Linked DNA regions of Mus musculus: all the other regions are linked to region 2. The links are chromatin loops, found by intact Hi-C in ENCODE. Cell type or tissue: heart. All regions are shown on one strand. Each heading gives the region's core, and the rest is flanking DNA. Links, peaks and the distances in the headings are about the cores only.

Evidence for each region. Peaks named below come from ENCODE experiments on the same cell type or tissue, not always from the same donor. Only the 100,000 strongest peaks of a DNase experiment are listed, where the experiment ranks them.
Region 1: a loop joins it to region 2, with 5 times the contacts of the local background. A loop is called at or near these places in 27 of 42 quality-filtered maps.
Region 3: it touches region 2 in a loop (2.2-fold over the local background); 2 of 42 quality-filtered maps call a loop at or near these places.

The regions. Positions count from the first base shown.
Region 1 is chr7:67,215,010-67,219,312 of GRCm38, forward strand. All of the region lies in intron 2 of 1700112J16Rik (RIKEN cDNA 1700112J16 gene), which reads right to left. Among named protein-coding and RNA genes, the nearest start is that of 1700112J16Rik, 5.3 kb to the right of the region's middle. In heart, for the core only: CTCF peaks have their summits at 2,249 (motif pointing right) and 2,449; a DNase peak (open chromatin) is centred at 2,152; H3K27ac peaks cover 561 bases.
Region 2 is chr7:67,631,407-67,633,906 of GRCm38, forward strand. The region is part of intron 2 of Lrrc28 (leucine rich repeat containing 28); the gene reads right to left. Among named protein-coding and RNA genes, the nearest start is that of Lrrc28, 13 kb to the right of the region's middle. In heart, for the core only: a CTCF peak has its summit at 1,206 (motif pointing left); no DNase peak of the experiment used is centred there.
Region 3 is chr7:67,042,696-67,046,998 of GRCm38, forward strand. All of the region lies in intron 13 of Adamts17 (a disintegrin-like and metallopeptidase (reprolysin type) with thrombospondin type 1 motif, 17), which reads left to right. Among named protein-coding and RNA genes, the nearest start is that of 1700112J16Rik, 180 kb to the right of the region's middle. In heart, for the core only: no CTCF peak of the experiment used is centred there; DNase peaks (open chromatin) are centred at 1,686 and 2,056; H3K27ac peaks cover 1,694 bases.

The DNA of each region.
Region 1 (4,303 bases), core at 1,000-3,499, 420 kb before region 2:
TGTTGATTTCTGCTAAATACATGACGGCAGGCATCTTGGGGGTTGCAGCCAGAGTCTCACTTTAGAGATGGCGTATGCTCTGAGTATCTGCTTCTCCACAGCTTCCTGGAGCAAGGATATTGCATCTGGCACCCTAGCAACCATGGTGGGGCAGAGGCCTGAGTACTACATCTGTTCCTGAGGGAAACTGAAATAGAATACTGAAAGACATTTGCATCACTGATACGCTTGAAGAGTCTCAACGCCAATCTCAAATGCCTATCTATGTCCAGCCGGATTTATTTTGCTTGTTTATTTATTTATTTTGCAGAAGACATAAGTAAACTTCTATTCAGTTTCTTGGTTTCCCTGCCACTGTACCTGATGCAATTAGCACAGTGGTCCACAGAGGAGCAAACCCAAATGGCAAGCATGGAGAGATGCTGTAACCTGTCAGTGGTGCAAATTAAACAACATATCACTCATGTTGATCAGACCAGTGGAAAATGAAGTCAATGTTAGTGTACATTGTGCACAAAGATCCAGGGGGATGGAGTAATCAAATGCATTGCTGCTCAAACATGGATTCTTATCATTTTTGGAAAGCAATCTGGCAACACCTGCTTAAATTCAAACTACATATATCATTATTCTGACAAGCCTCCTCCCAATCCCTCTGTCTCTGTCTCTGTCTCTGTCTCTGTCTCTGTCTCTGTCTCTCTCTCTCTCTCTCTCTCTCTCTCTCTCTGTGTGTGTGTGTGTGTGTGTGTGTGTGTGTATTCACTTGCTAGTTTTGCATGGAGGTTCCCTGCAAAAGTTTGTGTCAAAAATCATGTGAGGGAAAACCATGAACTCTGGGTCACTGGCATTGCGTGACACGGTCTCAGGTGTGATTCCCCTGGAACATGTTGAGTCTGAGTCCTGAGGAGTAGGGGGACTGCTGGGACTCTCTCCATGAGAAGTGGGGGGACCACAGCTCCCTAGGCTCCCATAACACTGCCCTTTCCCTTGCCTCCCAGTTGGGACAATGGCCCCAGTCATTATTAATCTCTGTGTTGTTCTGGTGCCACCTCTATCTGTCTTCTCCACTCCTGTGACCCCCCTGTGATCTCTCTGTTGTGACTGCTCTTAGATAAACCCTCTCTGCCACTCAAACTTGACTTTCCACGACCCTGTGATGTGGAAGGTGAGGCTGAGGGTCCAGGACAGAGCAGATTGTTAGTGATGGGCGTGGGTGGGTGTCCTCCATGTATAAAGAGACCATCTACTCTATGGCCCTGTATTGGTTCAATACACACTCAACCATTATACTTAATAAGGTATGATGCTGTGATCACGTGGTGAAAAGGGAGCCATTCTAAAGAAAGACACCCACCCCCCCCCATCCCCCTCCTTCCCGCTATCAGGCGATCGGGACAGTGAATCCCTAGGAACTGGGTTTCCCAGAGGCTTATGCTGGGAACAGGAATAGATAGGACCTTGGCCACAGTCCGAGAGCTTATCTCTCAGAAAAGGATGTCACAGTTTGCAAGGACAGCCCAGGAGCAAGAGGCTGAGACAATTATGAGTCACTGATTAGCGGACCACACCTTGATCTGGGCTGCTTAGCTAGGCATACCTCTTGCCTTCAGTTTAAACTGAATTCTCCTGCCAGGATCCCAAAGATGGACTTGGGTGTCACTGGGTTTTCTGTTCCTCTTCCTGTGTTGTGCTGAATCGAATAAATCCTCCCTCTCTGCTTTGTAGCATCCTGAGTCTCTTTCATTGACTTATTGAGGATAAGTGGCCAGCCCTGGCTTGTTCGGCCCCATCCAAGTTCTGAGCAATCTAACACTGGGTATGTTTTGTGTGTGCACAGATACATGGGCTTGATAGCTGTTTCAGGATAGGAACAGTTGGCATGGGTACTTTGCGAGTTTGCTCCTATGTATAAGTGAGGCCACCCCCCATAACCTGGGAACCCCTGGGGGCTCACCTCCTATGGGCCACCTTTAGTAATGCAGAACTTCCACCAAACAGTCCCTGCAAACAGCAATCCATTGGACACCCCGAATGGTCTTTGTGGGATCTCTGTTCCTGCACTCACCAGACTCTAGTTTCGCTTATCATTTCCACCTGCTCCTCAAGCTGGGTGAGCCACTCACATTCTGGCCTTAGAAACACCACTGCGTACAACTCCAACCCTCTCCTTTCTGGTATAAGTGCCTCCCCCACCCCCATCTTCTTCTGACTTCAGAGGCTTAGTATCTGGCCCACTTGCTGTGCCTGGTCCTACCACCAGGGGGAGAAGGTGGTGGTGGGGCAGAGGAGCAGAGCAAGGAAAGGCAGGGATGGGAAGGTCCAGGGGTCTCTTGGGCAGTACCCTGAATCTCTTCTTTCTTATGCCAGTCTCTGTCCCTGTCAGCTGCCTGGCCTGACTCCCTCCTGACTGAAATAAGCCTATCTCTATCAGTTAAACAAGGCCCTTTAGAGAAGAGGCCTCAGTCAGGGAAGTCCCTGGATACTGGATTTCAGCTCCAGCAGGGGGGGCTCAGAGCAGGGCCATCCCGTAGAATATGCACCAAGATGTGTTTATATTTCCTAGTAGCCACAGGGGAAAAAAAAGGTGGAATTCATTTCAACAGTATTTTCTGTAACTAATTACATCTCATAAATGGCACTTAAGTTATACAGAATAACACTTAAGCGTATAGCACTTAAGTTATACAGAGAGCACTTAGTCTATTTCTCTATACTGACTACTTAAAGCCTAGGTGAGCGTAGGGTGAAGGCTCAGCTGGTAAGGGCTCTTCCCTCCAAACCCAATGAATTGAGCTTAACTCCTAGAGAGGGCACATGGTAGAGAGAACACTCAAGCAAGCTGTTCTCTGACCTCCTCACATGCACTGTGACACACACACACACACACACACACACTAAACAAAAGTATTAATTTAAAAAAACTCTTGTTTGAAGTTTGTACTTAGAGTGTTCCTCAGTCTGAGCAGGCCTCATTCAAAGCTTCAGTGGTCCTGTGTGGGGAGTGAGACAGTGGACTTGTGTGGGGAGTAGCTGCCTTGCAGGGGTGAGACAGTGGACTTGTGTGGGGAGTAGCTGCCGTGCCGGGGTGAGAATTTTTGACAGGATGGCTGCCTCCACAACACCCATTTCACCATAAGCAGCCAGCAAACTCACCACTCAAGTAGAGCATATAGTCTTTTTTAAAATTATGGTTCCGTGTATAGCGTGCTCACCTAGCGTGCCTGAGGCCCTGGGTTTGATCCCCAGCACCCATAAAACTACACTTGGTGGCTCATACCTGTAATTCTATTACACTATTGGTAGAAGCAGGAGGGTCGAGAGTTCAAGGTTAACTTCAGCTATGTGGTGAGTTTGAAACTAGCTTGAGAGCAGTGATGAGTCCATCCTCGCTCCTCCCTTCCGCCACATGGTCCATTTGTACCTTGTTACTATAGAATGTTTGTTACTATAGAATACTGCCATGAGGGCATTTATACAGGGCAGAGATGTTTCTTACCATCCTGGAGGTGGAGGAGTCTGACAGCAAGGTGCCAGGAGGCTTTGTTGTCTGCTTGGGGAAGGCTTCTCTGCTTCAAAGATGGCGTGTGTTTCTGGGGTTGGAGGTCAAGAAGAGCTGGGTTTTCTCTCAGCCCCAAGTGGAAAGGAAAGCAAGCAATCTGACGGCCACCAAGCTTCCTTTAGTTATCCCCAACATACTTTTTTTTTTTTTAATTATTTGAGAATTTTATACAGTGCACCCTGATCACACTTGCTTTCCATTCTTTCCAGGTTCACCCTCTCACTCTGGCACTCTCCCTCCAAAAGAACCACAAAACAACAACAACAACAACAACAACAACAACACAACAACAACAACAACAACAACAACAACCCAAGTCAAATTTGTGTTGCCCATATACGCATTGGAGCATTGTCAAACTCCCAGTGGCCAGCCCCTGAAAGAAAGCTGAGTTCTCCCACCCGGGCCAGACACCATCAACTGTGAACAGCATCTTATCACAATTTTGGGGGTGGAGTGAGTTTGGTGGGTTTCTCTGTGTAACAGCCCTGGCTGTCCTGGAATTCATGCTATAGACCAGGCTGACCTTGAACTCACAAAGATCTGACTGCCTCTCCCTCTTGAGTGCTGGGATTAAAGGCTTGTGACACCACACCTGCCTCTCTTGATCACAGATTTTAAGGTCTCTCTTCAACAGCTTACTGTCTGGACTGTTTATCTGGTGGGTGGGTGGGGGCTTCTTAAGTGAGGGCTTTAATCCTGTTACTGTGTAATACAAACTCCTGTATCTTAGAAGCCCCTAGC
Region 2 (2,500 bases), core at 1-2,500:
CAGTCTAGGGGGTCTTCGTTAGGCTCTGGGGTTTTGTTTGCTTGCTGTTTTATTTTGTTTTTCTCCCCTGCCAATTAAAGAAACGGCAGGCACAATCCTGAGCTAGGCAGGATCATCTCAAACACGGCCAGCAGCAACAGACAGAATTAGCAGCCGAAGAAAGGCATTTAAGGGGGGTGAGGGAGAACACAGGCTTCCAGCAGAAACACACAGAAAACGGCCCCTAGGAAGTGGACAGAACACTCACAAAGCCAAAAACCCACTCTCTTCTCAAAAACCCACTCTCTTCTCAAAAACCCACTCTCTTCTCAAAAACCCACTCTCTTCTCAAAAACCCACTCTCTTCTCAAAAACCCACTCTCTTCTCAAAAACCCACTCTCTTCTCAAAAACCCACTCTCTTCTCAAAAACCCACTCTCTTCTCAAAAACCCACTCTCTTCTCAAGGGCTGGAATCACTCTCTTCTCAAGGGTTGGAATCACTCTCTTCAAGGGTTGGGGTTAAGTCTTTGAAGAATTGCTCTTCCCTTAAGGTTGGTCAGTTTGAACAAAGAGAAGTTGGTTGGTTGGCCTACAACTGTCGTGTGACTTGTCCTGATAGGCCTTGAGCCAGTCCGTCAGCAGGGGGGCTTCTAGGAGACAAAAGCTTACAAGGCTTTGTTTAAAGCTGTCAGGCTTTTGTCTTAATCGGGAGGATAAGGAAAAGCTGGCCATTTTGGAAATCTGTCTCCTTTATCACTTAGCCATAACCCTGCTCCCTGTTTGTCTACCTCCCAGAAGCCTAACTCCTGCTCTCTCACAAGAACTCACATGCTCCACAGCGACTCTAAGATGGTAACAGCTTTGTGAGGGTTCACCCGTGAGGGAAAACACCGCAAGCCAGAGCACTCAAATAATCTGCAACTGTTTGCATTCATCCGGAATAAGAAATACCTGTGGCTAAAAGCTACTAGGACCCAAGGTTCAGCACCTGCTGCAACCCACATCTAATAACACATCCCACGTTTTGGCTCTTAGAGCAGTTATCATCACTTATCTAAAACATAAGCATGCGGTGCTAGACTAGAGAGATGGCTTGGCAGTTGAGCACATTGGCTGCCCTTCCAGACGACCCAGGTTCAATTCCCAGTACCCACATGTTGGCCCACAACCATCTGTAACTCCTGTCTCACGGGATCCAATGCCCTCTTCTGGCCTCCACAGGTACTGCATGCATGAGGTGCAGAGACATAACTGCAGACAAAACACCCACATGCATAAAATGAACACAAATTATTTAAAAGGGAATAAATCGCCTTACTATTGGATTTGGCAATGGGTTCACAGATGCTATACAAAAGCAATGCTGCCACAGGAGAAAAGATGATCATAACTAAGACCATTTGTACAGAAAAGGACATTATAAATAAAAGACAATGTACAGACTGAAAGAAATATTTACAAAACACACATCAGATAAGGATCCAGCACCCAGAACATAAAAACTATTGTAACCCAGTAACAAAAAAAGTTACTGAAAGATGGACTAATGATAAAATTTTTTTAAAAATCTGCTAGAGATGGATCTCAAAGCTCCTTAAAGGCTTGGCTCTCAGGGTGCTGCTATCTGGAGACAGTGAGCCTTTAAGTCACAGGGGATGTCAACTTGAGGGGATCTGAGTCCCTGCCTTCCTCCTCCCCGTCTCCCATTTTTTCTACTGTTGCTTTCCAGCCACAGAGGAACAGCTTACTCCATGGTGGACTGGAACCTTTAAAACCACAAGCCAAAATACCTTTTCTAAGCTGCTTATCCAGGAATTTGCTATAGTAATAAAAAGTCAACTAACACAATAGATAAATGCTGCTTTATGTCATCAGCCTCCAGGAAGTGCATATCAAACCCACAATGAAGTATCACTTCATAACTACTAGGACAGCTATGCCAACAACAACAACAAAATGGAAAATATCAATGTTGGTACGGATGTAAAGAATCTAGAACTCCAGGCTGCTGAGTGAGAAAGAATAAGCTTTCTGCAGAGATGAGCCCCCAATAGGTTATACAATCCCAAGAGGTCGTCAGCTCTAAATGCATGTAACATGAGCAATACTCTATACGTGTGTTGGTAGATGGATGTACAGAGTAAATACAGACAAGGTTGAGAGTATCAGAGGAAACAGGGACGGACAAGATGCTGGAAGGGATGGGAGGGCAGGAATAAATGATGTAACTACAACAGACACATGTTGAGGTTTGGTCTGCTTCTATGCACTGTAATGGTAAATACTGCCCCAAGATCCGGTTGCCTGAGGGATGAGGAAATCCTCACATAACAGATCTCATGCTATGTAACCTTGCTCCTTAATTTAAACTATTGAACAAAGATGCCGACAGCCTTTAGCTGGGCAGAGGAGAGGGAGGTGGGGCTTTAGTTCCAGGGCTTGGGGTCTGAAGCACAAACAAGGAGCAGCAGAGTGAAGAGAGAGACGACGCCATGGGGTAAGGAGTCATGAGAACTGGC
Region 3 (4,303 bases), core at 1,000-3,499, 590 kb before region 2:
CACAAGCCAGGTACAAGTTAGGTCTACATTCACCTCTGTCACCTGTCCTGAGCATGCAAAAGAAGATTCTGAGGATGGGAGGGGACAGGTTACGTGATGTCTAAGCTCCAGCAGCAGACAGAGTGGACTCAGAAAATAACCCACTGGCTGTCAGTACCCAAATACTCTAGCAGGAAGGAAGAAGTCTCGGGCACAGTGAGGGATCCTTAGAACAAAATCAACTGAGTCCTATTCTATAACTTCCGAGTGGCTTTCAGAAGAATGAATTCTCACACCAAGTCTTGGTTTTCTTCCCCAGGAAATCCCCATTCGGGTACCAGCAATTACAAGTTCAAATGTGCCTAGATGTTTAGGGGGGGGAGCCCAGATATCCCCAGCATCAACAGCTTCAGATCTGCAGCGCTTAGCCCAACACCTGACCTCTCAGGTTTGAGCTAGCTTGTAAAATAACACATGTTGTTTTTAACGTTACCCGCTTACCTGGGGACCTTGGAAGAAATAGAAAGCTCATTCCCCAGACATTTTTTCTTTGTATTTAAAAAGATACCTCATTGGCAGGGGTCGGGGGTGGAGGTGGGGGCGTAATAATGGCCGTGCTGTCACTTAGCCATGCTGTCACTTAGCCAGCAGAATTCCCCAGGAGCTTAGCTTTCTCATCCCTAACTTTCCCTGAAGAAAGAGAGAAGAGACAAGAGACTTCCCTCTCCCAAAACATAGGGTACTGTTGGAGGCACCCTTACTTTTCTGTCTGGGCATGAACAGCCTAGGGGCTCCCAGCTACCTCAGGCATATTCAGACCCCTGATTGGAACCGAGATATTACCAGAGATGGTGCATGTTCCAGTACAGCAGCTCGCTGTGATGGGAACCACTCAAGCCTTTCGTTGTCTCCAGAGAGCCAGGGAACGATAGATTGAAGCCTTTTTTGCCTTTCCCCCTTTCCTTGAGCCAGAAGGCATGAGGGCTAAGGTACCCCTGTCCCCTGAACATTTCCTCTCAGCTCTGTGGGAGGCGGGGGGGGGGGCTGTTTGTTGCTTGCTTACTTTGTTTTTAACCAGACTTGCTTCATGTATACAGGGCAGAAACCCCACTTGAGCAACTCCATCTTAAATCTCTATTGACCACTAACCGCTTGAATGGCTGAATGTTTTGGCCCCCTTATCATCATAGTAACTAAGACTGCTGTCAGCCCAGGCCTCCCTCATGAGGAGACTCCTTGAGGACTTTGACAGGGCTAGGCTGCATTTTCTCACCCATCTGTCTCTTGTCTCATTCTACCCACGTAACAAATAACTAGATCTAACAAATACCTTGACCTGAAGAAGCCAGCCATATTTGATAGACTTACAGACTGGAGGTGTTCAGCCTTTGAAGGAGAGACCTCCGGTTCCGGGCTTTGTGAGCGTAGCTTGACCCAATGTCCTCTGTGGTGAAATTGCCACGACTTCTTACGCATGAGGTTCCATTTTTCTCAGTACAAACAGAAGCCAGCATTTTAAAAGCATTTCAGAAGGGCAACAATGCCATAATAGATGGCTGATTCAGATGGCTGATGATAAATGGTCCCCTGGAACCCCTCTTTCTGAGAGGCACGGCTGTAGCTGAGCCGTGATAGGAGTGATCCCTGCGGTTGGGCTCTGGCTCCTCACGGCCCATTATAACTGCCCTATTCATAGCATTGCTATCGCTGCAGAATTCTTTGGCGAGTGACGCACAAGTCAGTAAAGGGGAAGCAGTATTTTCTCTCCTCTCCCTTTCCCTCTTTTAAAAAGAATTCTTGCAGAGGTAGACTTTCCGAAGGAGGACTCGGGACCACAAACCCATCCCACCTCCAAAGGAGGAACAAAGACTCTCCTCAGTAAAGATCCCAAAGAGGGAAAGCCCTAAGACAGAAACCCACTGAGGTGGCCGCTTGCCAGATCTGTTTCTGCTTTCCCTGTGGGATCTTTTCACAGTAGAAATGTCCAGAGGTTCAGACCCATGTGACCAGGCCAACAGCAGGCTCCATCCTCAGTAAAGTGTTGGAAAGCCGCATCTGGACAAAGTGCCTTTTTCCCAGCTCCTTTGGTTCACACAAGAGACATCCCCCACCCTCCCGTCTGAGCGTCTGAGCAAATAAGAGATGGGAGGGTCACAGCCGTGACTCCTACTCAGCCAAGTGGCCCAGAGATGGAGGAGCATTGTGACAAAGATGAAGGGTGTTCCCAAAGGACCAATGAGGGGCTGGAACCAAGATATCTGAAAACATTAGGCCCTTCTTCTATGGCCTCCAGGAGCCCTGCCCCAGTGCAGTCTACATTTCTCTAAACTTCTCCTCGAACCGCCAACTAGGGAGACCCACAGGTCCCATTAAGTAAATCTGTGTCGCATCTCTGAATCCTTCCAGATCACTTACGGCTCAGAATTCAAAGCTCTGTAGTGTTTGAAATTCAATGATGGCTCAGTAGCCACATATTAACATCCCCACTGGCACCCAAGAGGACACATGGCGGCCTGCGGGGGGGGGGGGGGGGATGTGATGGCTAATGAGGTGGGTTATCATTCCTGTCAGAAAAGGCTGGTTTTACAGCCAAATAGTTTGACACACATATAAGAAAACACTCATTTTTCAGAACTTTGCATATTTCTGAATTATAAAGAAAATAACCTAGCCTTCTCTGCGACCCGCCAGCTGTGAGCCATGGCCTCTCCGTGTCATGGAGTTTCAGTGTTGAGTTGTCAGGGAAAAGACATCAGTCATTCTGGCTGTGGTAAGTGCTATCCAGTTAACTGAGACCTGTCTAGAGGGTCTAGCTATTCCAGAAGAAAGACCGATTGGTCTCTTCATAGTCAGGCGGACTTTACTGGTCCAATCAGCTAAAGACTGGTACCTGGGAACTGGTTATGAAGTCCTGGCGGACAGCCTGTGAGAGAGAAGACTGAGTAGCCAAGACAGAAGACAGAACTTAGATGATCACTTATTCCGGCCTCAACATTAACTAGACTCTGCCTTAAAAGTAAAGACAAAGTCTGAGAGGGCTATAAGAACATTGTGAGCTGCGGTGTCCATGTTCCCTCTGGCGCTTGGGAGAAATTCCAGACCTCTAAGCTGATGTAATCACCAGCTCTCAAACCTCAGAGCCCATCTTTCTTACTCTGGCTGTAGCTTCTGCTTCCTCTGGTCAGTCAGAAGCCCTTGCCCACAGGCCTCTGAGAAGCCCACAGGCAGGCCTCTGAGAAGCCCACAGGCAGGCCTCTGAGAAGCCCACAGGCAGGCCTCTGAGAAGCCCACAGGCAGGCCTCTGAGAAGCCCACAGGCAGGCCTCTGAGAAGCCCACAGGCAGGCCTCTGAGAAGCCAGACAGAAGCCTCAGCCAGAACTCATCTAAGCACACACCATCCATGCAGGGGGCGCATTCTAGGCATCTTTCCTTGTTGTACGTGGCTGTACGGCTTTTAATAATGTAAGAGTTCTCATGCTGTGCTCAGAGCTGAAGCCCACTACCTCATGCTATTTAAAGGGATCTTTTCTCCTGGAGATTTAACTTCCCACTCACAGCAACCTGGGGGGGGGGATAGCAGGGGCAGCGACTATTCAGAGAATTTAGAGGAACTCTGAACCCCTTTCTCTCAATTTAAAAGGACTGTCCTCAATCCCTTTGGGAGAAAGAACTGAGTATAATCCTTGGACGGTGAGGAAGTGGGCAAATGCAGGGAATTCTAGCCAATGAAGGGATCTCCACCTCTCACTCCTGCTGTCAAGCCCTGGTGTCCCACATGCCTGAGCCTGGAGGGTGCCATCTGCAGAGTGGCACAGTCAGAGTCAGGTAGAGATCAGAAGAATGCCTTGCCTAAAAGATCACAGCCAACATCTGGCCACCTAGTCACTTCCCCTGATTTAGAGTCTCCACATCTCTAAAATTTGTACCGAAGAACCAAAACTTTTATCCCTTTCCATGCTGGAACTTTCCAGACTCCAACTTTCCTCAGAAGAGCTCCTACCTCTCTGCCCAAATCCCATTCCCATTTCCATTCAAATCCAAGCATACACTTAGAGACCATAAATATTTATGAACATTGTGGCTTGGTTTTGGCGGCACCATTTTATTCCTTGGTATTTGGGGCCCCGAGGGTTCCTCAGTCAGAGTAAACACTGATGGTCAAAGACCATCAAGATGGAACAAAGAGGAGTGTGGTTGTTCCTGTTGGAGGAGTTGTACGTGTCCTCTGAGGCCCATGCTCATCCGCACTAAGTGGGGCAGACATCACTTTGTGTTGCTTGGCATGAGGATGATCATAAATGTCTATGATTTCTTTATCACATCA